Linked DNA regions of Homo sapiens: region 2 is linked to region 1. Evidence: chromatin contacts called from ENCODE Hi-C data. All regions are on one chromosome and are shown on one strand. The core of a region is the stretch at or near the end of the contact, and the rest is flanking DNA. Distances in the headings are between cores, read along the strand shown. Region 1 holds the start of CYP2R1 (cytochrome P450 family 2 subfamily R member 1). Region 2 holds the start of LINC02545 (long intergenic non-protein coding RNA 2545).

Region 1 (3,607 bases), core at 642-3,141:
GGGGTAACTTCAGCCCCTGGGGATAGTCACAAGCCAGTTAAACAGAAAAACTCAAAGACCTGACTAACTTGCTGACTTCCGCAGTGTCCTTGCGTGGGAGATGGAGAGAAATTGGAAACACTCTCAGAGGACAAGGTTTGCTTAGTATATGAAGCCTTTGCCCTTGATATTTCCTCTGTTTGGAATATTTTCCCCCATATCTGCCTCAAATTTCTCTTCTATAGTAGGCAGAATAATGCTCCCCTCCCCCAATAGGTCCACATACTAATCCCTAGAACTGTGAATATGTTAGGTTTCATGGCAAGAAGAATTAAGGTTGCAGATGGAATTAAAGGGCTAATCAGCTGATCTTTGAGTTGGGATTATCCAGGTGGGCCCAATATAATCACAACGATCCTTATAAGTGGAAGAAGGAAGTAGAAGAGAGATAATCAGAGAGACAGCGATGTTGGAAGGATTCAAACTGACATTAATGGCCTTGAAGAGGAAGGAATGGGGACGAAAGCCAAGGAATGTGGGCAGCCTCTAGAAGCTGAAAAAGACAAGGAAATAGAATCTCTCCTACAGTCTCTAGAAAGAATGAAGCCCCACTAACACCTCTCTGTCAGCCCTGGAAGACTCATTTTGGACTTCTCACCTCAAGAATTGTAAGAAAATAAATTTGTGTGGTTTTAAGCCATCAGATTGGTGGTAATTTATTACAACAGTAGTAGGAAACAAATACACTTCTTTAGCAGTTGATCTCAGCTCCAATGTCATCTTCCTAATAAGACTTTCCTTGACAGCCCTTGCCTGCTAAAGTATCTCCCCAACCACCAGGCGTTTTCTATAACGCACTTTTTGTTTGCTTCTGATTATTGAAAATTATTGTATTTCCATGTCATTGCTCTTCCCTCTCATAAGAATGTAAGTTATAGAAAGGACTTTGTTGCTCTTATTCACCTATGTATCTCCATTGCTTAGGACATGGGAACATAGTAGACATTCAATAAATATTTGTTGTGTGAATGAGTCGTAAGCTAATGAGGACCATAAAACTCATGCCACTGCTAAATCACAATTAGAGGGCAGCTGTTAGAAGAGTCCCAAACCCAGTAAGTCCTGTATTGCAAGGAACTGCCCAATAGAAAACAGGAATAAAAACAATTAGCAAGAATAATATGAAATCAGTTGCTTAATTCCAGGCAGTGGAGGCAGAAATCTTGAATAGTAAATACTCTCCGTGAACAAGTGCAGACAAGAGTCCCGTGATTGCCAATAAGTAATCAGTTTGGAAAGACCAGAGAGGGGTCAAATATAGGTAAACTGAGTTAATCACATAAACTGCTCAATCATCACAATTATTAAAAGATCACACACAAAAATACATTAACAGGAGAAAAATAGTAAAACAGGACAAAACAGTAAAATTACTTTCTTTTACTACTGATGGGTCAATTTTCTACTGGAAATTCTGAAAAGTATCAGGTTCAGCTAAAGACTGCAGTGTTGATCATCTCTCCAGTTTTCCTAGTGTGAAATGAAATAAGCAGACCTGGTACTTAAAAAGACACTTTAAGAAAGGTCTGGCCCCAGAGAGGCAGGATCCGCCTAGCCCAGTGAGTGAGGCCGTCCTGACACCTCGTCAATGCCCTTGTGTCAACATTCTAGAAAACGGACTCCTGGCTCATTGCTCCGCCTAGAGCCGCGCCACCTCCAAAGGGTAGCACCGGCCACCCGCTCCGCAAAGTCCACTCTCAGCCGCGCAAAACTAGAAGGTAGTTGTCCCGAAGGGGCCTGAGCGCTCACTCAGTCAGCCAATGGCCACGGAGCTAGGGCGGGACCTGAGGGTATCCTGCCAATGGGAGTATGGCAGGGCTGGAGGGAGTGCCTGGGTCTCAGGGCTGCTGTGGAGTTCGCACCTCCAGCTCGGGCCGATGTGGAAGCTTTGGAGAGCTGAAGAGGGCGCGGCGGCGCTCGGCGGCGCGCTCTTCCTGCTGCTCTTCGCGCTAGGGGTCCGCCAGCTGCTGAAGCAGAGGCGGCCGATGGGCTTCCCCCCGGGGCCGCCGGGGCTGCCATTTATCGGCAACATCTATTCCCTGGCAGCCTCATCCGAGCTTCCCCATGTCTACATGAGAAAGCAGAGCCAGGTGTACGGAGAGGTACAGCCCCGACGGGCCCCGGGCAGGGAGGGCCGCCAGGCTGGCCCGGGCTGGCCAGGGCCTTCCTGGTTGGACTTATGGCCGCCCCTGGGCCGACTAGTCGGGACCTCTCCGTGTGCCGGCTGCCCTTTGAGGGACACCCGCTTCCCGGGTCTGGAAGGGAGAAGTCCTCGACGCCGTGCCCCCTTGCAGGGGGAGCCCCGCCCCTGCCGGTGACCCACTCCGGGCCGAGGCTCCGAGGCGATCCAGTCCTGATTTTCCCGCTACCGCTCGAGCTCTTGCTCCTGCGCCTGCGCCGTTTGGCTCGCCAGCCGCGCCGCCACTTCAGGTCCAGGGTGGACGCATGCCCTCAGGTGCGGGCGTCTTGCGAGTCGGCCTCGCAGCTCTGTGGAAGCTGCACGCGGCTTGTCGGAAAATCAAGGCGTTCTGAGTTCTAGATGGTTAATAGCAGGTTCTTCGGTGTCTGCAGTCGACGAACGACTGGTGTAGGCGTTTGCTGTGAGAATGGAGAATGCAGGGGAACGCCCCTGACTGAGAAGCGGGCCCTGGGAAACGATTGTGAACGCGTGAATGAATTGATGACTAAAATCCGCTGCGGGGGTCCTACAGCGCAGATGGTAATGCCGTTCTGACTGGCTGGGAACGGCACCTTAGCAGATACTTAAAAGGCGCCTTCTGTGTGCCACTGTCACTGCCAACTTGGTGACTCATTTAAAACTCATAACCAGCCGGTGAGGTCGGTACTTCGCTCCTCCTCATTCTGCGGAGGGGAAAGCAGCACGGAAATGCCCTGTGACTGGCAGCGGAAAAGGCGACCACCGCTTGTGTGTGGGTGTCCCGACGTCCGGAGGGGGCAGGAGTTTCCACGGGTCCTGGGACAGAGCTCACCTGTTTTGTTTTGAATTACACTTATTTATATGCAACTACAGGCCTGACGCTAGCGGTGAAGAAGGCAGATACAGCCTTTTAAGGAGTTGGCAGATGAGTGGGAGAGAGAAAACTAATCTCATTATCGGCCACAGGCTGTGGTCAGTGTTTTGAAGGAAAAGTACAGGGATGTTTGGCAACTGTGGTATTTCAGGTTTGACCTTAAATCCTTACTTAAACCAATTTTTACAAGGATTGGTCTAGGTGCCCGGGCGCGGTGGCTCACGCCTATAATCCCAGCACTTTAGGAGGCCGAGGCGGGCGGATCACGAAATCAGGAGATCGAGACCGTCGTGGCTAACACGGTGAAACCCCATCTCTACTAAAAGAATACAAAAAATTAGCCGGGCGTGGTGGCGGGCACCTGTAGTCCCAGCTATTCGGGAGGCTGAGGCAGGAGAATGGCGTGAACCCGGGAGGCGGAGCTTTCAGTGAGCCGAGATCGCGCCACTGCACTCCAGCCTGGGCAACAGAGCCAGACTCCGTCTCAAAAAAAAAAAAAAAAAAAAAAAAAAAGAATTGGTCTAGGTTTCTAGAAT
Region 2 (3,607 bases), core at 740-3,239, 1.0 Mb after region 1:
GAGGACATGAGGGGTAAAAAAGGACCTATAGATTGAAGGTCCAAGTGAGGATGAAGGATGGTTACAGCCTGGGCTTTAGGAGGTTGGCAGGAGGTGATGGGGGTGGGGCATGGAACTGAGATTTTAGAAGGAGGTGTACCTATTTGTGATGACACAATCTAGACAGAGGCATCTCATGGGAGTTGGAAACTGAAGCACGGTAGAGAAATTCATCATGGGAGGGAGGAGCTGAAAACCTGAGGTCAGTTGTTGGCTGCATCTTCTCCACAGATGTTGATATTAACAGAATTATTGCTAATGTCAGGAGTGGTGTGGAGAGCTTAAGCCCTCAGTGAATGATGAGGAGAAACAGAGATCAGTGGATGACAACAAGGTTAGGTAGCAGGTGACATATGTTTTCTCCATCCATTTTTCCCAACAAATATTTACTAAGTGCATACTATATATGAAGCCCAATGCATGCTATGAGTGCTACAAGTAAGAGCAGAATATTGTCCCTCTTCCAAGGAGCTTGTGATATACTACCTATAAATGTATGTAACATTGGATGGGCACAGTGGCTCATGCCTGTAATCCGAGCACTTTGGGAGGGTGAGGCAGGCAGATTTCTTGAGGCCAGAAGTTCAAGACCAGCTTGGCCAATATGGCAAAACCCTACCTCTACTAAAAATACAAAAATTAGCTCGGCATGGTGGCACATGCCTGTAATCTCAGCTTCTTGGGGGAGGCTGAGGCACAAGAATTACTTGAACCCGGAGGTGAAGTTTGCAGTGAGCCAAGAACAGGCCACTGCATTCCAGCCTGGGAAACACAGTGAGACTCCATCTCCAAAAACACACAAACAAAAAGAGTCTGCAACTTGAGAAAGAAGTCTGAACTGGAAATATGGATTCCAACACCTTCGGGTTATAGATGAAGATTGAATTCATGGGACTGGGGGAGGAATTGATAACCAAGGAAAGGTGTGTAAAGTAAGAAGGAAAGGGAGTCCAGGAAAGCGTTCTACCATCCCAAAATATAAGGGGCAGGCAAAGGAAAATGAACCAGCAGAGATGACTTGGAAGGAACTATCCAAGGGATGTGCTGTAAACAAAAATGGAGCATCATCACAGAGGGCAAGAGGGAGGCAGAAGTGCACGGAAGCAGCTGGGTGGAGGAGGGAGAGTGTCCACCTTCCACCTCATGCCCTTAGGAGAACAAATAGGTAACTCAAAGGAGGAACAAAGCCAGGAGGCACCCAAAAGGGAGGACAAGCTTCTAGTTAACACAAGAAGATGAAAACAGTAGATAGTGAAGATGTCGAGAAGAAAGGGGGGCAGTTACTCTAGAATGTGGGGTTCTAGGAGGCAGGGTGGAAACATTTTGAAAAAAAAGAATGGAATATGAGGAGACAAGGGCCCAGAAGAGGATGGTGATGCAGGCACTTGAGCTTGGAGGTTCAGCCAAGGTTGACGGGGATATGGGTGGGAATAGGTAGTGTCAAGTCTCAAAATAAAATGCTGCCAAAAGTCATTTCAGTGCTGGTGTAGACTGGTGATCTATAAATCAGATAATATCACTCCCCTGATACAACTCTCCAATGGCTTCCCATTGTCCCTGGAATAAACTGCAGCTCCTTACTCTGGCCTTCAAGACCTCACATGGTCTGGTCCCTGACCTCCTGTCTAACTCTGTCCCCAGGCTCTCGTCCCCCATGCCACATAGAAGTACACAGCATTCTTTCTAAACCTGGAAAATCCCGAGCTTGCTCCCACCTCAGGGCTTTGTCATTAGCTTCTCCTTCTGTCTGTGATCTTTTTCTCTCCCATGGCTGGCTCCTTCAATTCATTCAAATGTCACCTCTCCAGAGAGGCCCTTCTTCTCGTGCCTCCGTAAGTCACCCTCTTTCCCTTTACCCCACTTTCTTTCCTTCATAGCATTTATTATGCTCTGACATGCTCTCACTTATGTAAGCCCTGTTTCTTTCCAGCAGAGTGTAAGATCCAAGAGGTCATGGGCCTTTTTCTTTCTTTGTTTGCCATGTTATCTCCAACATCTGGAACAGAGTCTGGCACAAAGTAGGTGTCCCATAAGTATTTACCAACTAAATAACAGACTGCATAAATGAATATTTAAAGTTTGGACCTCCTCTGTAGGCTCTGAATAGAGCCAGGGTGATATGGTTTGGCTGTGTCCCCACCCAAATTTCATCTTGAACGGTAGCTCCCATAATCACCAAATGTTGCAGGAGGGACCTTGTGGGAGGTAATTGAATCATGGGGGCAAGTTTTTCCCTGCTGTTACCATGATAGTGAATAAGTCTCACAAGATCTGATGGTTTTATAAAGGGCAGTTCCTCTGTACATGCTCTCTTGCCTGCCACCATGTAAGATGTCACTTTGTTCCTCATTCACCTTCTGCCATGATTGTGAGGCCTCTCCAGCCATATGGAACTGTGAGTCCATTAAACCCCTTTTTCTTTATAAATTGCCTAGTCCTGGGTATTTCTTCATAGCAGTATGAAAATGGACTAATACACATGGTCAGATTCCTTTGAGCCTTTAAGAATAAACAACTTGATATATTTTGAAATGAGAAGTCACTCGAGGTTCTTCAAACAAGACATTTTTCCTGGATGTAAATTATTCTCAATATTATACAGCATTTCCAGAAGACCAAACTTAGTTTATGAAAGAGAGTATATTAAAAGGTAGTGTCCCAAACAACAAATTTATTTAAATAAAATATTGCAAACAATGGCCCACCTATAAGTAGGTTTCCATATAAGCTATTGCACAAAACAAAAAGACATCTGCTCTTACCCCAGATATTTTTTGGGTGTTTTAATGTTAAGTGAAAATTTTATAGTGCCACATTCTCAGGCCCTACTGAGGCACTACCTCTGAGGTTTAATGAGATGACTCTGTATTTGGCAAAGATCATCACAGTCCATATTCTGACTGTTTTTGTTATAACACTGTATTTCCTAAAATAGAAAATTTAGGGGAGTACAGTAGGGTAAGAGATCCTGGGCAGCTTTTCTTAGAAAACCAAGAATGTAGAAGAGATAGAGCCATGTACCAGACAGGGGACGTTCACATTTTCCAAATTGTGTTCCAAAGAAGGCTAGTGTCCCTTAACTAGAAAAAAAACAACAAATGCTGGGTGGGTGTGGAAGAGGGTGTATTCTGTCAAAATAAATCTGGTCATGTAGGCATTAAATTAACTTAAACAGGCTTTTTTACTGCAGGGCTTCCGTGAATTTGGAGATTTTTCTGAGCTGGGAGGTGACCAAACATATCTACTTCTTTGATCTCAACACTTCCTGAAAAACAGATACTAACGTGGGTCATGATGTCAATGGTAGTTGTATGATTCTTTGATTATAAACTTGGCTTTGATATATTAGAGCATCAGGGCTGAGTAGTGGGGTTGTGGAAGTGGTAAAAGATGAGTCAATACACACAGAGAAGAGAAAGTGAAGAGCAAAAACACAGCTTTGATGATCTGTTACCCTGAGGGCACAGGCTGCAATACTTGAGGTGGAAATGTGGGAAGTGTTGGGATTTTAGGCAGAATTCATGCTAGCTAAGCCAACCCACTTAGATAAGAATTTCCTTACCTAAGC

What was found. A loop is a pair of places that touch in the nucleus more often than their neighbours do. Pooled maps may share reads with other maps.
Region 2: a map of CD4-positive, alpha-beta memory T cell shows a loop between it and region 1 (6-fold over the local background). The contact joins the promoter of LINC02545 here to the promoter of CYP2R1 in region 1. A Hi-C loop is called at or near these places in 2 of 168 maps with a recorded cell type or tissue (CD4-positive, alpha-beta memory T cell and naive thymus-derived CD4-positive, alpha-beta T cell) and 6 of 50 pooled maps.

Annotation. Positions count from the first base shown.
Region 1 is chr11:14,890,515-14,894,121 of GRCh38, reverse strand. It overlaps CYP2R1 (cytochrome P450 family 2 subfamily R member 1), which reads left to right and starts at 1,891. Exons shown (of 5, transcript NM_024514.5): 1 at 1,891-2,141. The coding sequence starts at 1,917. It also overlaps a transcript of PDE3B not described here. RefSeq lists a silencer at 2,144-2,383.
Region 2 is chr11:13,868,998-13,872,604 of GRCh38, reverse strand. It overlaps LINC02545 (long intergenic non-protein coding RNA 2545), which reads left to right and starts at 1,989. Exons shown (of 4, transcript NR_149109.1): 1 at 1,989-2,057; 2 at 3,215-3,266.